5 separate regions of the Homo sapiens genome follow, and regions 1, 2, 3 and 4 are each linked to region 5. Evidence: read pairs that join two places in POLR2A ChIA-PET (ENCODE). Cell type or tissue: K562. All regions are shown on one strand. Region 1 overlaps GEMIN5 (gem nuclear organelle associated protein 5). Region 2 has its middle 32 kb from the start of MIR1303. Region 3 overlaps LARP1 (La ribonucleoprotein 1, translational regulator). Region 4 overlaps GALNT10 (polypeptide N-acetylgalactosaminyltransferase 10). Region 5 overlaps FAXDC2 (fatty acid hydroxylase domain containing 2).

Region 1 (4,000 bases), 74 kb before region 5:
TTGGAGAAATGGCTGGTTCCAGTCTGGGACAGGTAGAGAACAAACTGAACCTGGAACATTCTTATGCCAGAAAGGAAGGCAGTACTCAAAGAATTCAGGAGACATGTCAAAAGGACAAAAGAAACAGCTTGAAGAGGTTCCCACTGACCAAATCTGGGACAACTGTTAAACATAAGTAAGAGGAGGCCAGGTGCGATGGCTCACACCTGTAATCCCAGCACTTTGGGAGGCCGAGATGGGCGGATCACAAGGTCGGGAGATCCGAGACCATCCTGACTAACAGGTGAAACCCTGTCTCTACTAAAAATACAAAAAATTACCCGGGCGTGTTGGCGGGTGCCTGTAGTCCCAGCTACTCGGGAGGCTGAGGCAGGAGAATGGCGTGAAGCCAGGAGGCGGAGCTTGCAGTGAGCCGAGATTGCGCCACTGTACTCCAGCCTGGGTGACACAGCGAGACTCCGTCTCAAAACAAAAAAAAGAGAAAGTAAGAGGAAAATTCCATTCCTGGCTAAGAAAGATTAATTGGTATCAGACTTGCCATAAGCAACTAGAAAGCTAGACAAAATATATTAAGCAACTGCTGGGCACAGTGGCTCATGTCTGTATTCCCAGCACTTTGGGAAGCCAAGGCTAGAGGATCACTTGAGGCCAGGAGTTTGAGACCAGCCTGGCAACAGAGCGAGATCCCATTTCTACCAAGAACTGCAAAATAAAAGCAAATAGGAAAAATTGGCCAAGCATGCTGGCTCACTCCTATAATCCCAACACTTTGGGATGCCGAGGCAGGAGGATGGCTTGAGCCCAGGAGTTCAGGACTAACCTGGACAACATAGGGGGACACTGTCTCTGTGAAATAAGTTTTTTTTTTATTTTAAATGAAAGAATATATTAAACAACTAGAAATTTACACCCAAAGAAATGAAATGATGTGTCCACATAAAGACTTGTAAAAGAATGCTCATAGTAGCTTTATCTGTGATCACCAAAAACTGGTAACAATCCAAATGTCCATCATCAGATAAATGAATTAATTGTGGTATATCCTTACAGTAGGCTTCTATTCCACAATAAAAAGAAGGTAACAACTGATAAAGAACAAAATGGATGAATCTAGAAAAACATTATGCCAAGCAGAAGCAGCCAGGCACAAAAGACTACATACTGTCTAATTCTGTTTATGTGAAATTCTTTTTTTTTTTTCTTGAAACGGAGTCTTACTCTGTCACCCAGGCCAGAGTGCAGTGGTGCACTCTCGGCTCACTACAACCTCTGCCCCACAGGTTCAAACAATTCTCCTGCCTCAGCCTTTTGAGTAGCTGTGACTATAGGTGCGTGCCTCACACCCAGCTAATTGTTTGTGTTTTTAGTAGAGACAGGGATTCACCATGTTGGCTAGGCTGGTATTGAACTCTTGACCTCAGATGATCTGCCCGCCTCAGCCTCCCAAAGTGCTGGGATTATAGGCATGAGCCACTGCGCCCGGTGTATGTGAAATTCTTCAACAGGCAAAACTAAACCACAGTGAGAGCAAATTAGTGATTGCCTAGGGCTCAAGCAGGGGGTATATCTTACTACAAAGAGGCTTGGTGGAAATATTAGATTAGTACAAAAGTAATTGTGGTGGTGGTAGGTACTTTGTACCAAAGTATTTAAAAATTGGTGTATTTTATTATATTACCCCTCAGTAAAGATGATTTTAAAGTAAGCAAAGGATAAAAACCTTAAAATGTAAATATAGAAACCTTAAAAATGTAAATGTAACAGTAATGGAAGAATTCATGAGTCCAGACCGATATAATAAATAAATGGGGAGAAGCACAAGCTCTTCCTTGTGGTAGGATGCCAACTAGATGCCAAGCTCTTCCTTGTGGTAGAATGTAGAGTGAAATCCTGGAATTAGAAGTTCACCTTGTGGGCCAGGCACAGTAGCTCACGCCTGTAATCCCAGTACTTTGGGAGGCGAGCTGATCACTTGAGCCCAGGTGTTTGATACCAGCCTGGCCAACATGACAAAACCCCATCTCTACAAAAAAAAAAAAAAAAAAAAATACAAAAATTACCCAGGCATGGTGTCGCACACCTGTAGTCCCAGCTATTCAAGAGGCTGAGGCAGGAGGATTGCTTGAGCCTGGAAGGTCAAGTAAGGCTGCCGTGAACGGAGATTCTGCCACCGCACTCCAGCCCAGACAACAGAGCAAGAACCTGTCTCAAAAAAGAGAAAAAAAGAAAAAACAAACTCACCATTTGGCAGTCATCATAGTAACAATTTTTAATCAAGAAACATCAGTGAATACAAAAACTAGTAGATGCAAATACTTAGTAGTTAAACAGGGGAAATACCCTTTTAGGGAGTAACTTGCAAGACACACCCTTAATCAGGTGATCAAAGTAAACCAAATGGGACGAATAAAAATTAGCTGCTACCTCATAGATTGCCCTGCATGAACACAGCAGCACTAATGTGCATTCCAGCTAAAGATGCATACCCTAAATCTAGTCATGAAAAACATCTGGCAGACCTAAATTGAGGGAAATTGGACAAAATAACTGTCTTGTAATCTTCAGAAGTTTCAGATTATGAAAGTCAAAGGAAAACCATGCAACTAACTGTTCCAGGCTGAAGGGAACCAGAAAGGCATGGCAACCAAATGTACCATGTGATCCTGGATTGATTCCTTTTGCTATAAAAGACATCTGGGTAGGCCGGGCGTGGTGGCTCATGCCTGTAATCCCAGCACTTTGGGAGGCCGAGGCAGGCAGATCACCTGAGGTCAGGAGTTTGAGACCAGCCTGACCAACATGGTGAAACCCCGTCTCTACTGAAAATACAAAAATTAGCTGGGCGTGGTTGTGCGTGCCTGTAATCCCAGCTACTCAGGAGGCTGAAGCAGGAGAATCGCTTGAACCTGGGAGGCAGAAGTTGCGGTGAGCTGAGATCTCGCCATTGCACTCCCGCCGGGGCAAGAAGAGCGAAACCATCTCCAAAAAAAAAAAAAAAAAAAAAAAAAAGGACATCTGGGTAAAATTGGCAGAACTTAAATAGAGAGTATGGAGTAGGTGGCAGTAGTGAATCGTGTTAATTTCCTGATTTCCATGGTTGTACTATGGTGACGTCGGAGCATGTCCTGTTCATAAGACACACACTAAAATATTTGGGTGTTATTGGGCATCATGTTTATGATTTAATGAAATTTCAAAAGGGTTTGGTTAATATTGTGATAATATAATTCTAAAAGTTCATTGAGAAGAAAGGGAATGGGTAAAAATGCTATTAAAGAGGAATGAGATATTGGAGTTTACCACCTAGAGTGCTTTTAACCAAGAATGTATACTTTAGTCAGTCCTTTATTGTGATTCTTGTAGGCAAAAAAAGTATTGAATTGGAGAAAAAACGGCTCTCTCAACCTAAGGCAAAGCCCAAAAAGAAGAAAAAGCCCACCTTGAGAACTCCTGTAAAGCTGGAATCGATTGATGGAAATGAAGAAGAAAGCATGAAGGAGAACTCAGGACCTGTTGAGAATGGTGTGTCAGACCAAGAAGGGGAGGAGCAAGCACGGGAGCCGGAATTACCCTGTGGCCTTGCTCCAGCGGGTATGTGGCAGAATCCTGTGTATCACTAGGATTTCATGGTCGTGTCTGGGAAACTAAGCTAGGTCCTTACTCAGTTTGAAACTTCGCTGTTCCCATTTTTCCAACTCTTGGAAACAGCATTAGTTTTTTTTGTTAAGCTTTATTCAAGTCTCTAAAATAAACATCTTTGAAGTTTTAAAGGGGTTCTAGTGGATGTTTGTGGTGGAAATAGTAAAGTTCTACAGAGAAAACTTCTTATTCAACTTGGGCAAGGTAAAACCGTGGGACGAAGCGAAGCTGGGTCAGTTGTGTACATAGGAACTTACATGGGAAAAGTTTTAACAGTATGACATCAGTAGCCACATTTGGTGAAAGAAACTACTGTCCCTTACAAATGTCTGACCTAGAAGCTACCACCACTGTGGGAACT
Region 2 (4,000 bases), 180 kb after region 5:
GCCTCCCAAAGTGCTGGGATTACAGGAGTGAGCCACCATGCCAGGCTGGCCAAGGAGAATCTTTTTTTTTTTTTTTTTTTTTTTAAGATGGAGTCTCACTCTGTCACCAAGGCTGGAGTACAGTGGCACTGTGTCAGCTCACTGCAACCTCCGTCTCCTGGGTTCAAGCAATTCTCCTGCCTCAGCCTCTCGAGTAGCTGGGATTAGAGGTGCCCACCACCACGCCTGGCTAGTTTTTATATTTTTCGTAGAGACGGGGTTTCACCATGTTGGCCAGGCTGGTCTCGAACTCCTGACCTCACGTGATCCACCCACCTTGGCCTCCCAAAGTGCTGGGATTACAGGCGTGAGCCACCGTGCCCGGCGGAGAATCTTTAAAAAATTGTTTCTTCAGAAAGAATTGGATCTGCCAAAAAAAAAAAAATTTTTTTTTCTGTTGTACCTCTAGTGTCATGACACTCCTCCCACAAAATGTCCATGCAAATTTGCATAGCCAGTGATTGCAGTATTTTTTTTATAAGCTAACAATAAACATTTAGAAACAGTCTGTTTTTCTTTTTTTAATTTATTTTCTTTTTTATGATGGAACCTTGCTCTGTCGCTCAGGCTGGAGTACGGTGGCGCGATCTCGGCTCACTGCAACCTCTGCCTCCCAGGTTCAAGCGATTCTCCTGCCTCAGCCTCTTGAGTAGCTGGGATGACAGGTGCCCACCACACCTGGCTAATTTTTTTGTATTTTTAGTAGAGACAGGGTTTCACCATGTTGGCTATGCTGGTCTCGACCTCCTCACCTCAGGCGAGCCGCCCACCTTGGCCTCCCAAAGTGCTGGGATCATAGGTGTGAGCCACCGCACCCGGCCTAGAAACAGTCTTGATGTCCTTCCTCATTGGGGTTCTAAAAATAGGAGATTTGTAGCCCTACACTGGAAACCATCCAAATGTCCCCCAGCAGGTGAAGGGATACAGATCGCATGTCCTGCAATGGGGCACTCTTTAGCACAGCAAAGCCATGAGCTACTGGTGACCCGACAGCAACAACATGGAGAAATCTCAAAAGCATTATGCCAAGTGGACGAAGCCTTCCCCGAGAGGGCACATGCTGTGTGATTTCATTTACGATATTCTACAAAAGGGAAATCTACACTACAGGGACAGGAAACAGTTCAGTGGTTGCCTGGGTCTGGGTGTGGGGGCAGGAGATTAATTGCAAAGGGGAATGAAGGAATCTTCCGGACAACGGAAATGTTCCAGACTTCACTGTAGCAGTGGTTACATGGCCAAATAATTTTCCAAAGCTCATTCAACTGTGCTATTTTCTGGGTGCATTTGATTGTATGTAAAGTATACTGCAATAGAGTTGATTTTTTAAAAAATGATGATTCACCCATACAAGGAAAGTTCTGAATTTGTCAAAAGGAGTTTACTACATCTCTAGGCACTAATATAGAAAGATGTCCTTGTTTTTTTGTTTTTTTTTTTGTTTTTTTTTTTTGTAATTAAAAGAAAAACACACATTAGGTTGTTAAGTGAAAAATAAAGGCAGGTTGTGTGATGACACTGGTGACGTTGCCATTTATCAAGAGCTCACTGAGCTGGGTGTAGGTCCATGAAGTGCCCGGCATGTGTAATTTTCTTTACTCTCGACAATATCCGTGCGAGGTTTTATAGACGAGAAAACTGAGGCTCAGAGAGATTAAGTAATGTGTCTGGGTTTGAAGCTGAGGAGCCACATGACTGGGACCTGGGACACACTAGGAGCCACCACACTGTGCTCTATATGATTCCAATTCATTAATTAATTGACCATGTTTATGTGTAGAAAGAAATCTGGAGAAATGACCCCAAACCAGGCCTGGGGATTATGTCTGAAGGCAGATTTACAGGCACTTTCACTTTCCATACTGTCTATTTTTGTTATGTTCTAATTAATTGTAACATGCCTGAATTGCCTTTGTAATCAGAGAAAGCAATACAGATTAAAAAACAAAAAGAAAAGTATTTTAAAAAGTCTCTGTCCTTTATCTCTTTTGCTCAGGGGCTGGGCACCCTCTCTTCACAGCTTCCTCTCCCAAACGGGGACACATGCCTGTCGGGAGCCCCAAGTCCCACTGATAAAGGCCTGAGCCAAGTCCCTTATCAGGCCTGAGCAGGCCCTGCAGTCCCGTCCATCTGGTCCCCCCAGGGAGGGTGGGCCCTGTCCCAGGAATCAGCAGGCTCCAGGGCCCCAGAGATAAGAGGAGCTGCAGGTGGTGGGTGGGAGGCAGTAGGACCAGCAGGGTCAGGGTCTGCAGCAGAGCGATTTATGGACCTGGCTCTGTCTGCTGTGTGGTCCTAGGCACATGTCAGCCCCTCTCTGGTCCTCAGGTTCTTCTGGGATTTCTTGGTTCCAGCCTGGTCCTCTTTTAGGAAGTAACCTGGGGATTCCCCAGGGTATGGGGAGGTAGCAAGATGAATGAGATGTCCTTGGCCCCCAGATCCAATCCCAAGTGGATGTGTGGAGACCCAAACACACCCTTATGGCCCTAAACATATTCACACACACCTGCCTGGGCATGCACAGGTCTGCAGGCCCCAAGGCCAAGCTGGGCCACCCCTGGTCAGGCCAAGGCTGTTTACATGTCCAAAGGTTGGACGCCACCTGCCAGGAAGGCCTCAGCTGGTGAGAATCTGCAGCTTTGTCCCCAGGACACAGATAACATGTTCCTGGGGGCAGGACCGGCAGCCCCAGGAGAGGTGGGGCAAGAACACCCAGGTTGCCCTCTCTGGGAAAACCCTTGCCAGCCTCACTGCTGTGGGTCCTACCTGGCGCCTCTGGGCCCTGCCTGGGGTGCTTCTGCATCCCTTGTGGGTCTAGGAGTGCCTCCAACCCCCCCATGCCAGTTAGTTTGGTTTTTCTGACCTTATCCTGGGTCTGCACTGCCCACTATGCCATGCTTTTTATGCCAATGGGTGCTTCCACGTCCCTAAGCCTCAGTTTCCTCATCTGTAAAATGGGGAAAATCATAGCTCTTACCTGATAGGGACAGTGAGGAATCAATGAGCTAAGGTGTGGCATGGTGTCAGGGGAGTAGAAGTGACCCTCCCCACCCCCTGGCAGTGGGCCAGTCCTTCCCCATCCACGCTGCCCTACAGGATGAATCATGCACAATTCTCATGTCAGTGAAAGCACAGTAGTAACTTAGGGGGCTTCTAGTCAGATTGTGATGATGGGGCTTGCACAGTAAAACCTTAAAAGTGGCAATGTGTGTGTGCCCCAGGCACAGACAGAGGGGGGTACACTCAGCTGGGATCTCTGCCGGGAAAGGACCTGAGACATTTTCTTCACTCCTCTCTCCCCCTAGAGACTGTCTTGGCCATGCAGACTCTTTTTTTTTTTTTTTTTTTTTTTTTTTCCTGAGATGGAGTAACATTTTGTTACCCAGGCTGGAGTAAAGTGGCCAGATCTCAGCTCACTGCAACCTCCACCTCCTGGGTTCAAGCGATTCTCTTGCCTCAGCCTCCCGAGTAGCTGGGATTGCAGGTGTGTGCCACCATGTCCAGCTAATTTTTGTATTTTTAGTAGAGAGGGGGTTTCAGCATGTTGCCCAGGCTGGTCTTGAACTCCTGACTTCAGGTTATCTACCCGCCTCGGCCTCCCAGAGTGCTGGGATTACAGGCATGAGCCATGGCACCCAGCCTGGCCATGCAAACTCTTTTTTTTTTTTTTTTTTTTTTTGGAGACAGAGTCTCACTCTGTTGCCCAGGCTGGAGTGCGATGGCATGATCTCGGCTCACTTGCAATCTCCACCTCCCGGGCTCAAGTGATTCTCCTGCCTCAGCCTCCTGGGTAACTGGGATTACAGGTACGTGCCACCATGCCTGGCTAATTTTCATATTTTTAGTAGAGACAGGGTTTCACCATGTTGGTCAGGCTAGTCTCAAACTCCTGACCTCGTGATCCTCCTGCCTTGGCCTCCCAAAGTGCTGGGATTATAGGCGTGAGCCACCTCACCTGGACTTT
Region 3 (4,000 bases), 72 kb after region 5:
AGACTCAGACCCTGCCTTGGGGCGGCGGGGGGCAGTGGGGAGAACTAAGAAGAAAAATGAAGCAGGGTAAGAGGGATGGAGAGAGGGAATCCAAGGTCAGGACTTGCTAGTCTATATAGGGTGGTCTGGGAAGGCATTTCCACCACAGTGATCTGCGGGAAGAGCACTACAGAACATAAGACCCAAAGCAAAGAGTACATGACATGTTTCAGGAAGTGAGGACTGATGCTGGAAGGGAATGAGTGAAGAAGGGGCAAGTGATGAAAGATGAGGTCAGAGGTTAGGTGGACAGAGACCAGATCAAGTGCGGTCTTAGAGAACACTCTAAGGACTCTGAATTTTACTCTGCTAAGAAGTTACCAGAGGGCTTTAAGTAGGAGTGATAGGAGACCAGTTAAGAGGCTGCTGCAAAAATCTACATGAGAAATGATGATGTATGGTCCAGGCCAGCAAGAGACGAGGCGGTACAAGCATTTAGATCTGGACATAGGTTTTTTTTGTTGTTTCTTTTTTTTTTTTTTTGTGATGGAGTCTTGCTCTGTTGCCCAGGCTGGAGAGCAGTGGCATGATCTCGGCTCACTGCAACCTCTGCCTCCCAGGTTCAAGCGATTCTTGTGCCTCAGCTTCCCAAGTAGCTGGGATTACAGGTGTGCACGATGACGCCCAGCTACTTTTTGTATTTTTGGTAGAGACTGGGTTTCACCATGTTGGCTAGGCTGGTCTCAAACTCCTGACTTCAACTGACCCTCCCGCCTCGGCCTCCCAAAGTGCTGGGATTACAGGTGTGAGCCACTACGCCCAGCCAGTTTTTTTTTTTTTTTTTTTTTTTTTGAGACATGGTCTCACTGCATTGCCTAGGCTGGAGTGCAGTGGCTCTTGCTCAATATAGCCTCGACCTCCTGGGCTCAAGCAATCCTTCCACCTCAGCCTCCAGAGTAGCTCAGACCACAGGAATGCACCACCACACCCAGTTAATTTTTTTTTAAAGAGATGGGGTCTCTCACTATGTTGCCCAGGCTGGTCTTGAACTCCTGCGCTCAAGTGATCCTCCCAAAGTGCTGGGATGACTGGTATAAGCCCCCACACCCAACCTGGATGCAGCTTTTTTTTTTTTTTTGAGATGAAGTCTTGCTCTGTCACCCAGGCTGGAGTGCAATGGTGCAATCTCAGCTCACTGCAACCTCTGCCTCCCAGGTTCAAGCGATTCTCCTGCCTCAGCCTCCCGAGTAGCTGGGGATTACAGGCGCATGCCACCACGCCCAGCTAATTTTTGTATGTTTAGTAGAGGCAGGGTTTCACTGTGTTGGCCAGGCTGGTCTTGAACTCCTGACCTCAGGTGATCCACCTGCCTCGGCCTCCCAAAGTGCTGGGATTACAGGCGTGAACCACCGCACCCAGGCAGCTTTTTCTTTTTGAGACAGTCCTGCTCTGTTGCCCAGGCTGGAGTGCAGTGACACACTCATCTTTCACTGCAGCCTTTACCTCCCAAGGCTCAAGTGATCCTCCCACCTCAGCCTCCCCAGGAGCTGGGATTACAGGCACGCACCACCATGCTCGACTAATTTTTGTACTTTTTTTTTTTTGTAAGAGATGGGGTATCCCTATGTTACCCAGACTGGTCTCAAACTTCCAGGCTCAAGCAATCTGCCCACCTTGGCCTCCCACCCAAAGTGCTGGGGTTACAGGCATGAGGCACTGTGCCCGGCCAGGACACAGTGTTTAATTGTCAAAGGATGTACTAGTACATTACATGTGGGGTCACAAAAAGACATTTACTTTTTAGAGACAGGGTCTCACTCTGTCGCCCAGGCTGGAGTACTGTGGCACAATCACAGCTCACTTGCAGCCTTGAACTCCTGGGCTCACATGATCCTACCATCTCGGTCTCCCAAAGTGCTGGGATTACAGGTGTGAGCCACTGCAACCAGCCAGAAAAAAAAAAACAGAGGTGGCAAGGATGATCTTAAGGTCTTTAGTCTGAGCAATTAGAAGGACAGAGTTGCTAAACGTCTCCTGAGTCTCACTTTCCTCATCTGTGAAGTGGGAATAAAAAGAGCATCTGCTGGGCCAGGCGCGGTGGCTAACATCTGTAATCCCAGCACTTTGGGAGGCCGAAGTGGGCAGATCACCTGAGGTCAGGAGTTCGAGACCAACCCGACCAACATGAAGAAACCCCATCTCTAGTAAAAATACAAAAAATTAGCCAGGCGTGGTGGTGCATGGCTGTAATCCCAGCTACTTGGGAGGCTGAGGCAGGAGAATCGCTTGAACCCAGGAGGCATAGGTTGCGGTGAGCTGAGATCGTGCACTGCACTCCAGCCTGGGCAACGAGAGAAACTCTTTCTCAAAAAAAGAAAAAAAAAAAAAAAAAAGCATCTGCTCAGCAGATCACTTGGGCTAGAACAGGTGAGACACTCAGTAAATGCAGTAAATGGTGACTATTCCAGTACTATTACTTATCTCTGAATTATCAAGAGCCTAAATAAATTAGTTTAAGTGAAAAGCAGAGCAAAAACCATACAGAGCCCTATCTCTATCAGATCATTTATCTAGATGGCTCCTGGCTACTGTGGGACTTAATTTCCTCTGAGAAGCTTGCAACTCCATTCTAAGGCAAAGAAAAAGGCAACTTTGAGTGGCTGGAATGTATGTCTTGAGAGTAAGGTGGTTACCACTAGTTTGGAGAATAATTACAAAGTGGCCTGTAAACAAGGCCTGTCATGGAGGAATCATCTAGGTTTACTAACAGCACATCAAACTGAGATGGAGAAGTCCCATGCCATATATGACAGATCTACCAAGCTGGCTTTACAAAATTCATCTATGAAGACCCACAATCCTCCCCTCCCCACACCTAGGGCTTTGCCAGTCTAAAGGTTCAGCCAAGAAAAAAAAGGTGCCACACTAGGACTGTCCTTGATTCTGGGAACATCCTTCAGGAAGACATCCCAGGCTATTAGCCATGTGAAGTTGGCCACTTGCCCCTGGTAACTACCACAAATAGCCCTTGTTGAAAATTCAGCTAACTCCTGATTATCCACTCAGTTCCGGAAAGGCACAGATAAACCCTCAGAGTGAGTAATTACCAATATCTGGCTTTGGAATGCAATCTTCTGAAATAAAAAAAAAAACTTACATCTTACCTCTGTGTAGGAGGTTTTTTTGGTTTTTTTGTTTTGTTTTGAGATGGAGTCTTGCTCTTGTCACCCAGGCTGGAGTGCAGTGGCACGATCTCAGCTCACTGCAACCTCCGCCTCCCCGGTTCGAGCAATTCTCCTGCCTCAGCCTCCTGAGTAGCTGGGACTACAGGCACACGCCACCATGCCTGGCTAATTTTTTTGTATTTTTAGTAGAGACGAGGTTTCACTATGCTGGCCAGATTGGTCTTAAAACTCCTGACCTCATGATCCGCCCGCCTCGGCCTTCCAAAGTGCTAGGATTACAGGTGTGAACCCCCGCGCCCAGCAGGACTTTTTCAATTCATGAACTGTACTGCCCCATACTCAACAGCAATTTGACGCTCTAAACAACCTCAGCACCGGGATTAGCCCCATTCTGTGAATAAGGAAAACAGGTTAGACAAACAATCTAAGGTCACAAAGTGAGAGCAGAGAGAAGTACCCTGCCCATGTTCTAATTTAAATCCCATCACCTTCTCCCTTCACATTGATGTGCTGTTTCCCATGTTTTCACCAGCGAGGTACCAAAACTTACTTCCTTTCTTGAATCCCAGGCAAGGTAAGGCCATCCTCTCTCCTGGCCACTCCCTTAGATCACTCTGGACCAGCCAGGGAGGTTTTTGAGTCTGGACTGAGGCACCTGCTGAACCTCCAGTGGCCCCAACACCCTAATTACTCCCTTTGAGCTGTCTTGGGTTTTGCAAACAGGGGAACTCCCATCTGCCAAGCTCTCCATCTTAAAGAGGTTTTGTAGTTTCAGGCCGGCTGCTCCTCCTCCTCCTCCCACCCTGCCCACCTCCCAGAAAAGAGAATGGGTGCTC
Region 4 (4,000 bases), 450 kb after region 5:
ACTGACTACTCTTTGCTGATAAGCTTGGAAGCAGCCTCAGAATGCATATCAACACCCACCTGGGGCAGCCCCTACCAATGGATCAGAGTTGGCCTGGCAGGGAGTAGAAACCTATTTGCTGTGTCTCTCTCTCTGTCTCTCTCTCTCCCTTTCCCCCTCCCTCTCTCCCTCCCCACTCCTTCTCTCTCTCTCTTTCTTTCCTTCTTTTTTTTTTTTTTTTTAATGAGATGGGGTCGTGTTGTGTTGTCCAGGCTGGTCTCAAACTCCTAGGCTCAAGAGATCCTCCCATCTCGGCCACCATTCCTGGCCCTATTTGCCACTTCCGACTTAGATTGTTATTAATTCCATTAACTAAGAAATTGCAGAATATCCAAGTAAACTAGGAATAATACCAGAAGAGGCAAAAAAAAAAAAAAAATCCCAGAAAGGGTGAGGCAGAGGTCCATAAAACATGGCAGGTTTTCAGAACAGTCTGGGTATGATTTAAACAACAACAAAAATAGCAGGTCAGAGCGTGGGCTTTGGAGTCAAGCAGACCTGCGTTTGGGCCCCAGTTCTGCTTCTTCCGGCTGTGCGAGGCCTTGGTCTGAGCTTTGCTTGCCTTCCTGGTGAAACGGGTATAATAATGATACAACTCTCCTAAGGTTGTTGTGAGGATTAAACAAGTCAGCATGTATGAAGGGCTTGGCACACTGTCCTGTTAGCTATGATCAGGACCGAACTTCACTTGTTACACGCTGGAGTGGATGCACCATTGTTTATAGCTGGTATCTGTTCTGACTGGATGTGCTTGTGTTATCACAGTTGTTACATATTTTGAACATTACCCTTATGTGAATATTAATTTTATTTAGGGGGCTGGTCTCCTTATGGGAGACAACTTCAGAACTCTGGTGGTTAAAATAGATATAAACTGGCCAGGCACAGTGGCTCACACCTGTAATCCCAGCACTTTGAAAGGCCGAGGTGGGTGGATCACCTGAGGTCAGGGGGTCAAGACCAGCCTGGTCAACATGTCGAAACCCTATCTCTACATTAGCTGGGCGTGGTGGTGGGCGCCTGTAGTCCCAGCTACTCAGGAGGCTGAGGCAGGAGAATCACTTGAACCCAGGAGGTGGAGGCTGCAGTGAGCCAAGATCGCACTACTGCACTCCAGCCTGGGCAGCAGAGTGAAACTCCATCTCAAAAAAAAAAAAACAAAAGAAAAGAAAAGAAAAAAAAAGGATATAAACTGCTTTTCAAACCTAAATAACATCAAAAGAATTGTAGGTTTTTTTTTTTTTTGGGCTAATCAAGAATTTATGTTCTCCAGTTCTGAACTACTCAACCACTGTTGCAGATAATAATATTAATGTATTGATAATAATCTTTAGGATAATTTATTAAGAAGCACCTAATAAGCATGGTCTCACTTAATCCTCTCAACAACTCTGTGAGGATTAACGTTTCATTAAACCCACTTTATGGAAGTAGAAACCAAGGCTCAGTGAGGTGAGGATTCCTTGCCCAAGATCACACAGCTGGCAGGACACGGCAGAGCTAGGATCTGATCGTGGCACTCTGGCACCAATACCAAAGCCTTAATTCACTGTGCCTGACAATGGTCCTTTGCACTGAAAGTTGAGGCCCGATGAGGGGGCATCAGAGTTGTGTGTTCACAGGGGTCAGATCAGTAATGGTGCTATCTGTCCCTTGTGGGCTGGGGATATGCCTTAGCCAGGGGTCTAAGCTGTTAGAAGCTGACTCTGACAGGCCACAAGGGCATGGGACAAGCTAACCCTCCCCTCAGAAGGTCCAAGCTTTCACTTGAGAACAAGACAGACTCCCACAAATAAAGTGGAGAATGTAGCCTTGGAAGTTTGGGTGCTTAATTAGTTATTAGTTAACTAGTAACTCCTTTACCACTACTGTCAGAAAGCTTCCAGAGTCCATAGGCTGGTCAAGTAGGTTACAGTAAATATTTACTCACCGAAACTTTAACAATTTCTACCAATTATTAATTGCTGGTCATGTTCCCAGGTTGTATGCTAAGCACTTTCTAGACATGATCTCATTTAATCTTCACGATAGCTCTGTAAGCTAGGTAGTATTATTATTCCCTTATTTCAGATGAGGAAAGAAAGCTCGGGGGGGTGATCTAACTTGCCCAAAGTCAGATAGCTCCTGATGATGGAGCTGGGATCTGAATCCAGGCCTTTGTAACTTTACAACTGGAGCTTATGCTCACTGGTCTTTGTCAAACTCCTAGAGCAACAGGTACAAAGGGAAAACTTGGGGTGACTGAGAGGACTCCTCTAGGCCTACGTATCCTGTTTGGCCTTCCTAGCTTCTCTGGCCCACTGCTTATTTGCTGGACATCTCAATCTCAGACCTGCCATCTGAGTAGAAGCAAGACCTTATTCCAACATCTTAAGAAGACACAAGGCAAATGCCAGTCAGAGCTGTGGTGAGGACCAGCCTTTGGCAGCTGGAGAGTACTCCCCTTCCCTCCCACACCCCCCCACCCCACAACAAAGAGTGGCCCATGAGCCCCTGTCTTCTTCACCTGATGGGCAGAAGGGCTACAGAACCCTGAGGCCTCCAGTCTTTCCAAGCTCAGGCAGAAGCTGAGACACCTACTGGGACAGGCACTCAGGAGGCTGTGCCAAGAACGGGGCGTCTGGAGAGCTGGCTCACCTTGAAGGAGATTTCATACTGCTCCCCTCCCCAGATCTCCAAGCCTGGGTCATACCCGCCGAGTTCCCAGAACCACTTCCGATCCACGGCGAACAGTCCACCGGCCATCACGGGAGACCTGTCAGAGAAGAAGAACATGGTGTGAAGGTGCAGATGTCCTGGCCACATGCTCTCATGTGGCCCGATAATGCCATTCCCCCAGCGGCGGTGTTCCATGCTGCTCCCTGAACACAGTCCAAGTGTCTTCCAGGGAATCCAAGGCCCTTCCAGGCATCCCCCTTTCTTTCCTACAACTTCCTTTCATAAGAGCTACATTTTAACCAAATGGGACCCGAAGTTCCTTTACACAATTAACACCTAAGAGTACTTGTGAAATGAAATCACAGTACTTTGTCCACATGGGCCCTGTAGCTGCATCATAAATATGTACATGTTAGTCCTCTCACTAGTTAAATGGTCCAAGTTGGGGGTCTCTCCAAGCCTGTCTGTGTTGTAGAATCTCTTAGAGAGATGAAAAAATATACAGCTCGCTGGGCCCCACCTCAGACCTGCTGAAACAATCCTTGCGGGAGGCAGCCTAGGGCTCTGTGTTTTTGAACATGCTCCTTTGACAACTATTACTCAGTAGGCCAGCATGGACGTTTGTTCTGCTGTGGTGTTTACAGAAGAAGCCACTGTCTCTGTCTTTTCAGTTAAACTGGGAGATAAGATTAACTCCATTCATTCATTCTCTAATGAGTTTGTTCATCCCATGCCAGTTGTGAGGGAGGTGCTGGAAGAATCTCGAGGTCAATGAGAGTCCTTCAGGAGATGTTGGTGTAGTGGGGCAGCCCCCTCAAGACAGAGGGTGCATAAGGGACTCCGGGAGGTAGAGACAGCATTACAGGAATCTGAAAGGAGTGTGTCTGTTTCCAGCTTTTGGGGTAAGGAGGATGGCTGGGGCAAGGGTCAAGGAATGAGGCTCAGGGGAGGTGGCATTTAAGTGGGTTTGGACAAGAGGAAATTTGGGAGAGGGAAAGGCACTGAGGGGAGGATAAAACGTCAGCAAGGACACAGAGACGACAAATCATGCAGTACCCACGGGAACAGGAAGTCCGCCTGGCACCGTGCTAAGTGAGGAAACGTCATGCTGCTGACTGTCAGCGTCCCCCAGGGTATCTCGCACAAGACTGGCACCTGGTAGGGGCCAACCAGCGTTTGCTGTGTGAAAAGCTATCAGAGTGGCTGCATCCTTGTCTGGATGCACTGGAAAACTCCAAACCCTCAAATCCAAACATTCCAGCAGCAACCTCCATTCCCCCTCCTGGTCCCTGGAAGTGCAAGC
Region 5 (4,000 bases):
TAATGCTGAGAAGAAACAGTTCAGTGCAGATTCAGATTGCTTAGAAGGGGTGAATTAAAACAATGTTTCCTCAGATCTTGAAAGTCTGGATTAAAATGTAGTGTCCTGGCCAGGTGTAGTGGCACATGCTTGTAATCCCAGCATTTTGGGATGCTGAGACAGGCAGATCACCTGAGGTCAGGAGTTCAAGACCAGCCTTGCCAACATGGCGAAACCCCATCTCTACTAAAAATCCAAAATTTAGCCGGGCTTGGTGGCAGGCACCTGCAATCCCAGCTACTCCGGAGGCTAAGGCAGGAGAATTGCTTGAACTTGGGAGGCAAGAATCGCTTGAACTTGGAAGGTGGAGATTGCAGTGAGCCGAGACTGCACCACTGCACTCCAGCCTGGGCAACACAGTAAGACTGTCTCAATTAAAAAAAAAAGTAAAAAAGTAGTGTCCTATTAGATCAGCTCCTCCAACATCCCCTCTGACACCCTGTACATGGCCCCATTAGCTAATTGCAGATGAGCCCCAGGCACACACAGGGTAGGGACCACCACCTCCAGTTCTTTCCTATGAAAGAATATGAGCAGACCCCGTCTGAGTTTAGAAACGGGATATGAGTGGGTCATCTGTAATTCCTGTCTGTCGTACAACGGAAATTGGTGATACACCTGGCAGCTGGTGTTTTCCCTCTCTGAATCTGGGGCATTGTTTGGTCATCGAGCTCACAATGACTTCTGGTTTAGAGGAGAACCTTTTGGAGGAGAATATACAAGGACCTCTCAGTGATTTCCAGTGGTCTCTCCTTGACCCTCAGAATGGCTAGTCGTCTTGTCCAGCTGGGAGCCTGGGCTAATCTTGCTGGAAGGCAGAGAGGGGTTATTAAAAGTCAGAAAGTGGCCGGGCACAGTGGCTTGTGCCTGTAATCCCAGCACTTTGGGAGGATGGGGCAGGTGAATTGCTTGAGGTTTAGAGTTCTAGGCCAGCCTGGCCAACATGGCAAAACCCCAGCTAACTTCGCTACTAAAAATACAAACATTAGGTGGGCATGGTGGCAGGTGCCTGTAATCCCAGCTACTCAGGAAGCTGGGGCAGGAGAATCACTTGAACCCTGGAGGCGGAGGTTGCAGTGAGCCAAGATGGTGCTTCACTCCAGCCTGGGTGACAGAGCAACACTGCCTCAAAAAAAAAAAAAAAAAAAAAAAAAAAAAAGTCGGCCGGGCGCGGTGGCTCACTCCTGTAATCCCAGCACTTAGGGAGGCTGAGGCGGGCAGATCACAAGGTCAGGAGATGGAGACCATCCTGGCTAACACAGTGAAACCCCGTCTCTATTAAAAATACAAAAAAATTAGCCGGGTGTGGTGGCGGGCTCCTGTAGTCCCAGCTACTCCAGAGTCTGAGGCAGGAGAATGGCATGAACCCGGGAGGCGGAGCTGGCAGTGAGCCAAGATCGTGCCACTGCACTCCAGCCTGGGCGACAGAGCGAGACTCTGTCTCAAAAAACAAAAAAACAAAAAAAGTCAGAAAACGTGTACAATTCACTCTTTCCTTCTAAAATAAGAGGAGGGTAGGGATGGAAGAAATGGGCCTGGCCTATGCACACAGTGAAGCCTGTATGACTGGGAAAGGATTTCCTCATCATGGTTTTGGCAGATGCTGCTATGATGACTATCTCAACCTTGCCTGCCCATTGGAATTAACTGGGGAGCCCAGGTCCCACCCCCAGGGACTCTTTATGTAATTGGATTGGAGGGGACCCTGGGTATTGGGACTTTTTTTAAGCTCCCAGGTGATTTCAATGTGTAGATAATGGGTATCTCCATTTGCCAAGAGGACTGGTGATGAAATCCTATGGCTGATAGAGGCTCGCCTGTCCTCTGACTGACAGAATTGCCTGCTAGTTTCTCTGGAGTCAGGCTAATTCCCTTCCCTCCCCCAACTTGAGCTCTAATTTTCATAAACACACCCATGTACAGCCTGAGAGCTCCTGATAAGGAAGAGGCTCCCACAGAAGCTGGAAAAGGCCAGCTGGAAAACGCAGATGTGCCTTCCTGGTTGGTTGAGATGCTGATCCTACAGCACTCCCGCTGTGCCTCAGCAGTGAGCTGGGTGTAAAGGCAGGAGGCTTGCTGGGGTCTGACACTTCCCTGCCCTCCTCCAGGAGGGACACATCTGGGGCTCTATGAGGAGGACAGCTTTCATCCTGGGCTCTGGACTTCTCTCATTTGTGGCCTTCTGGAACTCAGTGACATGGTAAGTCGGCTCCACCCAGCTAGGGTGCAGTGTGGTGGTGGTCGGGGGCAGAGCATAGGGGAAGGAGCTGTCCACCCACTAGTCTTCACCCAGAAACCTGGTTTTTTTTCCAAGGCATCTTCAGAGATTTTGGGGTGCTTCTGGCTACTTTTGGCAAGCCCAGTGGGAGAGGCTGCTGACTACATTTGAAGGGAAGGAGTGGATCCTCTTCTTTATAGGTGAGGTTCCCAGACCACCAGCACCTAGCATGTGGGTGCATGATTATAACTTAATTCTTTTTGTTGTTTTGTTCTCTACTTTGGGACTTTTCAGTTTATTATTCCAAGGGATGAGGACTTGAACTTCAAAAAAGTGGTAGTCCCAAAGAATACTAAACTTGTGGGCAGTCTGAAAACAGGATGTCTAAAAAAAGAAGCTGAGAAGTTAAGACTCCTCCCAAAATATAGAAAAATAAGAAATATTTTATGTAAAAATGAATGCACATTTAGAGCAATAATCCTGTTTCTACACTTAATTCCACAAGCACAGAGAGCTGCCCTGTCTTGTCTGAGACTATGTACCCTGTACCTGGTACAGTCAGTGCTTGACAGCAAGTGGCCAGTCAATAAATATTTACTGACAGCTTCAATGGCTCCAAACAAGCCTAAGTAAATAGATGGAAGGAAAAGCCATGTAAACATAGATATTTATAACAGCATTATCTATAATAGTGAATGTCCTCGATCATACATTCACTCAAATAATAATTATATACAATTTATTTAATATATATTATATATAATATACATTTATTTATATTATTAATATGACATATAATATATAATGTTACTATGTGCTACACTTGTATCGAGGATATAGAAATATTTAAGATGGGAGGCCAGGCGTGGTGGCTGACGCCTGTAATCCTAGCACCTTGGGAGGCTGAGGCAGGTGGATCACGAGGTCAGGAGTTTGAGACCAACCTGGCCAACATAGTGAAGCCTCGTTTCTACTAAAAATACAAAAAAATTAGCTGGGCATGGTGGCAGGCTCCTGTAATCCCAGCTACTTGGGAGGCTGAGGCAGGGAGAATCACTTGAACCTGGGAGGCGGGTTGCAGTGAGCCAAGATCATGACACTGCACTCCAGCTGGGCGACAGTGTGAAACTTCGTCTCAAAAAAAAAAGAAAGAAAGAAATATTTAAGATGGGGCTGGGCACAGTGGCTCACGCCTGTAATCCCAACACTTTGGGAGGCCAAGGCAGGTGGATCACTTGAAGTCAGGGGTTCGAGACCAGCCTGGCCAATATGGCAAAATCCCTTTTTCACTAAAAACACACACACACACAAATTAGCTGGGTGTGGTGGTGCGTGCCTGTAATCTCAACTACTCAGGAGGCTGAGGCATGAGAATTGCTTGAACCTGGGAGGCAGAGGTTGCAGTGAGCCGAGATGGTGCCACTGCACTCCAGCCTGGGCAATAGGGCACGACTCTGTCTCAAAAAAAAAAAAACAAAAATTAAGATAGGCCAAGATTAGTGGCTCACACCTGTAATCCCAGCACTTTGGGAGGCTGAGGCAGGCAGATCACTTGAGGCCAGGAATTCAAGACCAGCCTGGCCAACATAGTGAAACCTGTCTCTACTAAAAGTACAAAAAATGAGCCAGGCGTGGTGGTGCGTGCCTGTAATCCCAGCTACTCAGGAGGCTGAGGCACAAGCATCGCTTGAACTCAGGAGGTGGAGGTTGCAGTGAGCTGAGATAGCACCACTGCACTCCAGC

What was found. ChIA-PET counts read pairs that join two places held together with the same protein. Peaks named below come from ENCODE experiments on the same cell type or tissue, not always from the same donor. Only the 100,000 strongest peaks of a DNase experiment are listed, where the experiment ranks them.
Region 1: POLR2A ChIA-PET joins it to region 5 with 6 read pairs; 5 of 35 experiments call an interaction of 5 or more read pairs at or near these places.
Region 2: POLR2A ChIA-PET joins it to region 5 with 6 read pairs; 7 of 35 experiments call an interaction of 5 or more read pairs at or near these places.
Region 3: POLR2A ChIA-PET joins it to region 5 with 6 read pairs; 11 of 35 experiments call an interaction of 5 or more read pairs at or near these places.
Region 4: POLR2A ChIA-PET joins it to region 5 with 5 read pairs; 1 of 35 experiments calls an interaction of 5 or more read pairs at or near these places.

The regions. Positions count from the first base shown.
Region 1 is chr5:154,907,182-154,911,181 of GRCh38, reverse strand. GEMIN5 (gem nuclear organelle associated protein 5) reads left to right here. Exons shown (of 28, transcript NM_015465.5): 16 at 3,364-3,591. Among named protein-coding and RNA genes, the nearest start is that of GEMIN5, 29 kb to the left of the region's middle. RefSeq lists an enhancer at 2,346-2,845. In K562, no CTCF peak of the experiment used is centred here; no DNase peak of the experiment used is centred here.
Region 2 is chr5:154,652,259-154,656,258 of GRCh38, reverse strand. No RefSeq gene overlaps it. Among named protein-coding and RNA genes, the nearest start is that of MIR1303, 32 kb to the left of the region's middle. RefSeq lists a cis regulatory region at 1,838-2,634, a silencer at 2,496-2,790 and an enhancer at 2,496-2,790. In K562, CTCF peaks have their summits at 2,136 and 3,330; DNase peaks (open chromatin) are centred at 1,177, 2,148 and 3,108; H3K4me3 peaks cover 147 bases.
Region 3 is chr5:154,761,427-154,765,426 of GRCh38, reverse strand. All of the region lies in intron 1 of LARP1 (La ribonucleoprotein 1, translational regulator), which reads right to left. Among named protein-coding and RNA genes, the nearest start is that of LARP1, 8.0 kb to the right of the region's middle. In K562, no CTCF peak of the experiment used is centred here; no DNase peak of the experiment used is centred here.
Region 4 is chr5:154,385,107-154,389,106 of GRCh38, reverse strand. It overlaps GALNT10 (polypeptide N-acetylgalactosaminyltransferase 10), which reads right to left. Exons shown (of 12, transcript NM_198321.4): 7 at 2,677-2,794. Among named protein-coding and RNA genes, the nearest start is that of MIR1294, 40 kb to the right of the region's middle. In K562, no CTCF peak of the experiment used is centred here; a DNase peak (open chromatin) is centred at 36.
Region 5 is chr5:154,833,082-154,837,081 of GRCh38, reverse strand. It overlaps FAXDC2 (fatty acid hydroxylase domain containing 2), which reads left to right. Exons shown (of 9, transcript NM_032385.5): 3 at 2,148-2,239; 4 at 2,354-2,457. Among named protein-coding and RNA genes, the nearest start is that of MIR378H, 5.6 kb to the right of the region's middle. In K562, no CTCF peak of the experiment used is centred here; a DNase peak (open chromatin) is centred at 1,981; H3K4me3 peaks cover 918 bases.